Linked DNA regions of Homo sapiens: region 2 is linked to region 1. Evidence: chromatin loops called from intact Hi-C (ENCODE). Cell type or tissue: sigmoid colon. All regions are shown on one strand.

Evidence for each region. Hi-C counts contacts between places; a loop is a spot of excess contacts. Peaks named below come from ENCODE experiments on the same cell type or tissue, not always from the same donor. Only the 100,000 strongest peaks of a DNase experiment are listed, where the experiment ranks them.
Region 2: it touches region 1 in a loop (4-fold over the local background); 2 of 110 quality-filtered maps call a loop at or near these places.

The regions. Positions count from the first base shown.
Region 1 is chr1:183,309,930-183,314,929 of GRCh38, forward strand. The region is part of intron 1 of NMNAT2 (nicotinamide nucleotide adenylyltransferase 2); the gene reads right to left. Among named protein-coding and RNA genes, the nearest start is that of NMNAT2, 110 kb to the right of the region's middle. In sigmoid colon, no CTCF peak of the experiment used is centred here; a DNase peak (open chromatin) is centred at 1,882.
Region 2 is chr1:183,134,902-183,139,901 of GRCh38, forward strand. LAMC1 (laminin subunit gamma 1) reads left to right here. Exons shown (of 28, transcript NM_002293.4): 24 at 141-255; 25 at 1,485-1,684; 26 at 2,768-2,926. LAMC1-AS1 (LAMC1 antisense RNA 1) reads right to left here. Exons shown (of 3, transcript NR_149048.1): 3 at 3,501-3,679. Among named protein-coding and RNA genes, the nearest start is that of LAMC1-AS1, 3.9 kb to the right of the region's middle. In sigmoid colon, no CTCF peak of the experiment used is centred here; no DNase peak of the experiment used is centred here; H3K27ac peaks cover 452 bases.

The DNA.
Region 1 (5,000 bases):
TCACCCTAATTTAAGGCATTGCAAATATTTTATCCTGGGTGAACCTTTTCAGTACTTTCCTGAAAATATAGGGTGGACACCTGAAGAATCATGGAAATTCGCTTTGAGCAGTCCATAGCTTTGTTCTTGGAATGTAAAAGATGAATTTGGTGACCTTTACAGAGAGAGCAGTTTTAGTTAAAGAAGAAGGAGAAAGACTGCCTGGAATAGGTAAATCTGGAGAGTCAACCTGGGTGGGTCTCAGACGGACTCTCCCAAACATTCTTAAAATACTGAATTTCTAATTGTTCAAAGAACTTGGCCTGGTGATCTGAATCTTAGTATCTCTAGGCCAGCTTCCTGTACTGCCCTGATCCTGGGACCGCTTTCAAAAGCTCCTTGCATGAACAGCAAATGCAGAGTACAACATCATTCTAATGCTTTAGAACTAGCACCAGAGTAATATAGCAAACCCTGTCTTCCAGAATGCCTCTGATATAAAATCATAATTATTCCTCTTTCCTTCATGAGCCTGAGTTTGAGTCAAATGCATCCAGCCTGCTCTGGTCCCTCTCATGTCTCCAGTGATTTCCCAGGAAAACCAGGAAGACCCCTATTCCTAAAAAGGTTCTAGATCAATCATTTTCAACCAGGGTTGATCACCCCCCAGGGCACATTTGGCAATGTCTAGAGACATTTTTGGTTGTCACAATTGTAAGAAGAAAGTGCTACTGTCATTTAGTTGGCAGAAGCCAGGGGTTTTGCTTAACATCCTATAATGCACAGGACAGCCCCACAACAAAGAATCATCTGGTCCAGTTTGTCAACCGTGCCAGGGTTGAAAATCCTGTTCTACACATAAACAAGGCCTCTGTTTTAAAGGGAAACTAGAAACTCATAATGCCAACACAGGTGGAAGAATTATGGCCCCAAGGGAAGGAAAAAAAAAAAAAGCAGGGGCATTGGAATTTCACAGTCTGTTTTTCCACCCCTTTTAGCACAAGAGACTGTTATTGGAAAAAGTGACCAAGTCAAATAGCATATGACAAATCTCCCACATGACAAAGGGATTTCCCAGCTACCCACGCGGTCGTAAGAGATTAGTCCTAAGGTTCCCGCTCACCCTGTGAGGCTGCTTATGGAGATTTGCCCCTGCTTGAGTGAGGTGCCCTGGTCTAGAACCAGCTCCTGCCCAACTGTCTTCTTCCTTCACTATCCACTCCCTTCCCTTTGTTTTGACAAACCAAATTCCAGTCTAGGGTGTCAGGTACTGAAGCTTCAAAATTCACCCTGACCTGACAGAATTAATGGTTTCTGTGCCCAGTCATTAAGAGCACAGGATTTTGGAACAAGCAGAGTGAGCGATTTGGGGAATTCTTGGCCAAAGATCAAGAAAGCCTCTTTCTCCTTACAGGCCCTAATTAATTAACTGGTTCTTTATGAAAAACTGTGAGGGAATAATTCAGAAAAGAAGCAGTAAAAGGATTTTTCAGCAGTCTTTCATTTTCTAGATTCAAAACAGTATTAGGTAATAATTAGGTAAAGCTAATTGCACTGGTGTCTTGGCACTGGGAAGGTTATTTTCTCCTGAAAGTGAAAATGGTGGGGATGGACAAAGAGGCCTGTCCCCAGTCAAGCTCCCTGACAGGACCTGCCTACCACTTCTCAGGGGTCTGCTTTACAACCTGAATGATTAATGGCCACCATGAAATCTAGTTACTGATTTACTTTTCTCACACAGGATCCAAGAAGTGGGCTTCTCAGAACAGAGTTAAGAAAAGAGTTGTGCAGTTCACATCACACGTCCAGTCCCTACACACACACACACACACACACACACACACACACACACACACACGCCCTGGTGTTCTGCCCAGTGTAAACCATGTGACATGGCTTGGCTGTGTCCCCACTCAAATCTCATTTTGAATTCCCACATGTTGTGGGAGGGACTCGGTGGGAGGTAATTGAATCATGGGGGCAGGTCTTTCCCATGCTGTTCTCGTGATAGCAAGTAAGTCTCACCAGATCTGATGGTATTATAAGGGGGAGTTTCCCTGCACAAGCGCTCTTTTTGCCTGCTGCCCTCCATGTAAGATGCAACTTGCTCCTCTTTGCCTTCCAACCACAATTGTGAGGCCTCCCCAGCCACATGGAACTGTGAGTCCATTAAACCTCTTTCTTTTGCAAATTGCCCAGTCTCAGTTATGTCTTTACCGGCAGTGTGAAAACGGACTAATACACCATGACAGATTTAGAAATTTATAAGCATACTATGAAATAGAAGATAATAATTTTTTTGGTAGGCACATTAGTCACAGGTTTGGAATTTCTTTTTATTTTAAATAATTTAAGGCTTTTTTTTTTTTTTGAAATGAGGTCTCACTATGTTTCCCAGGCTGGTCCCAAATTCCTGGGCTCAAGCAATCCTCCTGCCTCAGCCTCCCAAGTAGGTGGGATTACAGTAGGCATGAGTCACCACACCTGGCAATTTCAGATTTTCCAACAAGCTGCAGGAATAGTACAAAGAACCCTCATATACCAATCTCCCAGATTCCCCATTTGTTAATATCTTACCACATTTGCTTTATTTGTTTTGCTCTCTGTATATTTATTTTATTACTTTTAAAACTATTTAATAGTAATTGCCTTACAGTTCCTAAAAAAAAAAAAGACATATTGGTGACAGTTTGTCAAGCTCATCTTTTTTCAGTTGAAGAAAGTATGAATGTTTGGCAAATGGCCTAGAAGTCTGGGCCTGCTAAATAGGATTTTCCAAGTATCCCTCAGGATATCTGGGTTCAAATCCTGACTCTACTTCTTTCCAGCAGTAAGATTTTGGATACCTTCCTAAGTCTCAATTTCTTCATCTGTAGGGTGGGATAATGACAGTATCCCTCTCAGGGGTTGCTGTGAGGATCAAATGAACTAAGTCCCTAAATAAGTCCATGCATGGACAGGTTCAACTGCATATGCCACCATGTTCAATAACAACATTGCTTCATTATTAGCTACTATTATCTCCTTTTCCTTTCTCATTTTCTTGTAATTATTCAAGGTTATTATTCTCAAGTATTTCCCCAACTGTGTCTTTTCCAATGAAGCCCAATTCCAGCTTTCACTCGTGGAGCTGTCATGGAACACTCAGTCTCTCTAATTTCTCTCTCCCACTGCCAGCCCCCAGCCCCCATCCCCTCCTCCCCCAACACGCACGCATCTATTCAATTTAACCGGAACAAATTCAGAAGCTTACAAGCATACTATAGGATACCAAAGAACAAAGAACCATTTCTTGTAAGGTTGTTAAAATACTTGTGATTTAAAGCAGGACAAACCTGAAGAATCCAGCATGCCTGAGATCACACATCTCTGAACAATAGGCTGTGATTTGAGTAATTACCCCTGAAGAGAGGGAGGTACCTGACTTCTGGGTATTTGGTCAACCAGCTGGACTTTCTTTCCTTAGGCATGGATAACTGGGTATTTGGTTAGCAAGGAAAAAAGAAAATTAATGTTTAATATAAACATAATATTCTTGGCACTTCCATTAGATGTTTAGAGATTTTCACTTTCAAGCATTTCTTTTTTTGAGATGGAGTCTCGCTCTTTTGCCCAGGCTGGAGTGCAGTGGTGCAATCTTGGCTCACTGCAACCTCCGCCTCCTGGGTTCAGGTGATTCTCATGCCTCTGCCTCAGTCCCTCTGGTAGCTGGGATTACAGGCGCATGCCACCATGCCTGGCTAATTTTTGTATTTTTAGTAGAGATGGGGTTTCACCATGTTGGCCAGGCTGGTCTCGAACTCTTGGCCTCAAGTGATCTGCCTGCCTTGGCCTCCCAATGTGCAGGGATTACAGGTGTGAGCCGCTGCGCCCAGCCAATGGGAAATATACCTTTTAAAATCCAACAACAACAGCACATATTAATCAATTACTAATTAGTACCAATGGGCAACCCTGCAGAGGAAGGCTGGAAGAAAGGTCTTGAAGCAGAAATCTCTGCTTCCAAGGGCCTCAGCTGCAGCTGGGATTTGTCTCTAGGGCCCTGATAGGTGTGTGGCCACTGAGAACAGGGTGGCTTTTGCTGAGCAACAGCTTTGAGCCACATGTTTATGAGACAGGCTCTGCCAACAGCAATTCCATATGAACAACAGAAGCAGTCTTCAGTGTCTGCCGTGTGGAACCTTGTGCCCATTTCTAGAGGTGCCTATTCACTCTCTTACATGCCTTCAAACTTTGTGCAACTATTTGCCTGTAGGATAAGATCCAAACTCCCAAACAGAGCAAATATAATGGGTTCTTTAAATCTGAGCCCTACAGCTCTCTCCTGAACCTGCTGCATGCCCTTTTCCCCCAGCAACATATGCCTTCACTCATGTGTTCCTTCTGTCTCAAATGCTCTTCCCTACCTTGGTAACCCCTGCCAACCCTTCAAAATCCAACTTGCCATGCCACCTTCCCTGACTTTCAGAGCTGGAATGATCTGTCCTTCCACAAGTCCATACATGCCACTGTAATAAGTTTGATCCCATTTTCTTGGGAGCAGCTCCAGGTCAGTCCTGTGCTTTATTCTTCTTTGCATCCCCAGCATCTTGTCCAGTGTCTGGCACCCAACTGATGCTCAGTTACTGTTTGTTGGGTTAAACTGGAAGGCATAACCAGGTCAGGGGCAGAGCAGCCTTGGCTATGGCATTTCTCTGTTTCTAGCTCCTCCTTATCAACTAGACATTTGACAATACTCAACAAGCACTCATGGTGTGCACAGCCTTTTGCTGAACTACAGTGTATGCATATGTAAAAGTGCAGACACCTTAAAGATAATAATTCACTGGACATGGTGGCTCATACGTATAATCTCAGCTACTCAAGAAGCTGAGGCAGGAGCCTTCCTTGAGCCCAGGAGTTTGAAATTACAGTAAGCTATGATGGCACCACTGCACTCAGGCCTGGGCAACAAAGTGAGACTCCATCTTTAAAGACAAACCAACCAACAAACAAACAACAAGCAAACAAGCAAACAAACC
Region 2 (5,000 bases), 180 kb before region 1:
GACCCCAGTGCTGAGAGAGCAGCCTAACAGATTTTATGCTGGCAAGTCTCAGGGTGGCACCTCTGGAGAGCCTTGTCTGTCCAGGAGACAGAAGGGATTTGCTTTGAGGGTTCATCCTCTCATCTGCCATGTGTTTGCAGACCGCAGACCAACTCCTAGCCCGAGCTGATGCTGCCAAGGCCCTCGCTGAAGAAGCTGCAAAGAAGGGACGGGATACCTTACAAGAAGCTAATGACATTCTCAACAACCTGAAAGGTAGAAAAGGCTGAGATAACAGGGGCAAATGCTTCCGCCACTAGAGTGATTTTTTTTTTTAATCATGACTTTTACCATATTTATTACTTCATCCCCAACTCCCTACTTTTTTTATGCTAAAGTATTTCAAAGGGAAATCCCAGAGCTCCTGTCATTTTATCCCTGCATACTTCAGTATGGATTTTTTTTTAAAGATGTTTTCTTATTAGGCAAACTCACATAACCAAGATGCCTATTTAGAGAACTTATATAGGTAAATGGAGATTATCTTTCATTTTCTCTGCCAGTGGCATCTGATTCTTTGTTGTTGTTTTTTTTTCTTCACCCCAGATAGAAGAGAAATGTGACCAATTCACTGAGCAACTGTGAATTCTTGTCTGATAAAACAGTCATAGGTTCTATAAATAGAGAAGCTTTACAGGATGCTTTACAGGGTACTAGTTGAAAATATGGGCCAGGCACGGTGGCCTGTAATCCCAACACTTCGGGAGGAAGGATCACTGGAGGCCAGGAGTTGAACACCAGTTCCTCACTGGGGAATATAGTGAGACCCCATCTCTATAAAAAAAAATTTTTTTTTTAATTAGCCGGGCATGCTGGCACATACCTGTAGTCCTAGCTACTTGAGAGGCTGAGGTGGGAGGATCCCTTGGGCTCAGGAGGTCAAGGCTGCACTAAGCAGTGATTGTGCCACTGCATTCCAGCCAGGGTGACAGAGTGAAACCTTGTCTCTCAAAAAAAAAAAAAAAAAAAGTAGTAGTTCAAAATATGGACTCTGGTGTCAGTGGGCCTTGGTTCAAAACCCTGCACCCTGCACCACAGGTCATGTAACTTCTTTAATCCTCAATTTTCTTATAAAAATGATACAGCCTATTTTATGTCAAAGACACAAAGCTCTTAACTCAGTACCCGACACACAGTAAACACTAAATAAATTGCAGCTTTTAATAATGGTTGAGGTAGTGGTAATGGGATGCTCAGCGCTCTGCATTTTAAAGCACATTGTTGAAGTAAGAATTCTATTTCCAGAAACGGAACATTTCTATAACACTAACTGGGAGACCTATTCTGTAGAGATGTGTAATTTCTAAAATTTCAGCCCATGCTCTCTTCCATTTTTTACCCTGACTTCCATTGTTCATAAAACAAAATCCAGTTGGAACTCCCTGAAAGGCCCCCTTTTTACTTGTTGGGAGTTTAGCTCAAATGTGTCCTTGAACTTGTTTCAGATTTTGATAGGCGTGTGAACGATAACAAGACGGCCGCAGAGGAGGCACTAAGGAAGATTCCTGCCATCAACCAGACCATCACTGAAGCCAATGAAAAGACCAGAGAAGCCCAGCAGGCCCTGGGCAGTGCTGCGGCGGATGCCACAGAGGCCAAGAACAAGGCCCATGAGGCGGAGAGGATCGCGAGCGCTGTCCAAAAGGTGTGCGTTTCCTCTTCTCCAAGAGTCCCTGCCCATATCTTTCTCTGGTCACTTTCCAGTTTCTTTCCAGACCCTCAGAGCCCTTGCAGATTTTTTTCCTGAACTTCAGTAAAATTGTCTTAAACCATATTTGTCTTTTTTTTTTTCTTTTGACTAGGCATGAGAGTAGGTATCCACATTGAGGAGGGGAACTCAGTAAAAGGGTGCTTTACTCTAAAATTTCTACTATGTCTCAGTGTGAGGTCTGGCTTCAGAGGTCTATAGAGCCCATTCCCACAAAAAATCAGACTTTTTCTAAATAAACATTCTTCTTTGACCTAGACAGGTGGTATTTATTTCAATACTATGTAGTGTGCCTTATCAATATAACTTTCAAGTCCCCCTTTCAAGTATATTGCCATATGTAAGCCACTCCTAGGAGAGACTTCCCATAGCTGCCATTGCTAGGATTCTTTGAAGTCATCTTCAAGAATAATGTTTTTTAGTTTGGCTTTCTCTTATTTCAAGGTCAATCTGTTTGTTTTATTTAAAAGAGAGATTGGAGCAATTTTAGAATTAGGTATTTAAGAATCAGAGAAACCTCTTAGTTTCCTTAGAACAGTTGGCTTTTGGATTAATTATATTTTATAAAATACTCATATTTCAGGATTGTGGTCTTTTTGTACATTATGATGAACTGCCAAGAATGAACCAAGCTAGCTTTGAATTTAAATTTTACCTCAGCGAAAGCATCTAATCAATATGATGTCGTAGAAAGTGTATGCCATTAAATGTTTATCATTTGCTGTCTGTATGACCCCAACTAAAAATAGCAATAATAGAACAGAAGTTTCCAGGATTAAAGAAGAGGATACAAATGAAAGTGCTAGATAAAATACAAAATGTTATTATGTGGGTAGTAATTTTTTTTATGATTATTTATAACCCAAATTGATAATGTAAGTCATGAGATAGTATAAATCAATATATTATTATTTCTGGATTATATTTTTAAGACATTTTATAAATTATAAAAGGAGCGGGAGCATACTTGAGAAAAAGGAAAGCTTTTTTAAAAAAAGTACAATTTTCTTTTGTGCCTAGAATGCCACCAGCACCAAGGCAGAAGCTGAAAGAACTTTTGCAGAAGTTACAGATCTGGATAATGAGGTGAACAATATGTTGAAGCAACTGCAGGAAGCAGAAAAAGAGCTAAAGAGAAAACAAGATGACGCTGACCAGGACATGATGATGGCAGGGATGGTAAGAGGTTTTGGTATATTTGCTCATTGGCAGAAAGTGAACAGTGTTTAATAATAAAGATCCCCCACTTGTTGAGAAGAGTCTTTTTTATATTGACTTCTGTTTTTCATCACATTGTCTCGTCAAGAATTGGGTTAGTAGCTTACATAGAAGACAAAGAATTTGGATCTTCTGCCAGGTAATTTTGTTGCACAATTGTCCTGTCCCAAAGTTACTCAGTTAAAAGTAAAACATTGCTTTACACGTTTGAGGTTTTAGGACATTAAAAGTATGTGTTTATATTTTTCACTGGGTAATTCATAAATGTTAATAAAAAAGGAATGCAATGAAGTTAATTTTCTTCTTATTCTTGTTCTCCCAGCACCTTTAGAGACAAAGACAAGTTTCTTGTATATAAGAAATTTTTGAAGATGGCATTGTCTACCACCCCACCAAAACATATGAAACTTACATCTAGTTTAATTTTTCACGTTTTGTGATAATGTGTATGCAAGGTACTATTTGTAACAAAATTGACTTGTCAATGGATGGCCCAAGGAAGAACTAAGGTCCATTTTTCTGTTCTATGCTATATTTTGCTTTGAAAAGACTTTAATGGAGTCACAGTAGGAATATTCTTTTTCCAGTTGGGTGTAGCAATCACGGTAATGACATACACGAACTTGTGGTTACTTGCTCACTTTCAGTGGCAAAGAAGAGGCCGTCGTTCACTGCTGCCAGAAAACATAGTCCCTCAGTGTGGGTCATTTTCATCTTGGGATGGAAAAAAGAAGTACAAAGCCTGTTAATCTCAGTAAAAACTCTAGGGAAGTGATAAAGGAAACTATCTCTGTGCAACCACCTAATTTTATTATGCTTTTTACAGGTAGGGGGGTGGATGTTGGTTTGGATTGTCCTGATTTTCTCCGTTATGGTGTGGCTCAAGTAAAAATTCCCATAAAGGTGTCTGGGCGCAGTGGTTCACTCCTGTAATCCCAGCACTTTGAGAGGCCGAGGTGGGTGGATCGCCTGTGGTCAGGAATTCGAGACCAGCCTGGCCAACATGGTGAAACGCTATCTCTACTAAAAATACAAAAATTAGTTGGGCATGGTGGTGGGTGCCTGTTACCCCAGCTACATAGGAGGCTGAGGCAGGAGAATTGCTTGAACTTGGGAGGTGGAGGTTGTAATGAGCCAAGATCACTCCACCCTGGGCCACAGAGGAAGACTCCGTCTCAAAAAAACAAAAATTCCCATAAAAAAAATAGATGTTTCTCACATGTTGAGCATATATGGATTTCATTTTTAATATGATTGTAGAAACATTAGATTTAAAGCATATTGAAAAAGAAAACAGTATATTCTTTAGGAGCTTCAAAAAAGGGTTTTGGTTTAGTTCAAAGGGTGAAAGAAGATCTTTTATTATTTTGGTAAATAACTTCTAAGGAAACAAACCACCCTCACATGCACTATCTCATTTGTATTTCTGTCAATTCTGAAAGGCCAGCATTTGGCCAGTATTATTTGAATCTGTATTGTATTTTTTAACCAGAAGAATGAAGGTTTATAGCTTCATTCTTTTGGAAGAGGAGGCTGGAGACCACAGGTTAAATGCAGGTGCATCGCTCTTGGCCGGCCCTGGCAGGGTCCTTTCTCCCTCCTTTTACACTCGCAGACAAGCTTGTGGATGCTCAATAAGGACAGCTGCCGTTTGGACAGAGATTAATCATTTATTTGTGAAGGTTTTTTCTGCCTTGCTTTCTTGTTCTTTTTTAAATCTTCACATTGTTTTGATCCCAAAATGTTTGTGTTGTCCTTACTCAAAACTAGGAAAAACAATTATGTGGTAAGAGGCTCAGAGCCACTTACTTAAATCTCAACTAGATTTATTTGTGAGAACATCTGTTTTCTGATATTTAGACACTTCCTCTTCCATTGCTGTTTCCTATGACTCATGCACAGTTATTTGTTCAGGTTTCATGGAATTTCCCAAGTGTATTTACCTTTGTTTGGTTTTTAAAATGTAAATTATATTGCCCCAATAAATGAGTATGTGTGTCAGGGGGACTGTGGCTGGGTCATTGCATGTGGAGGG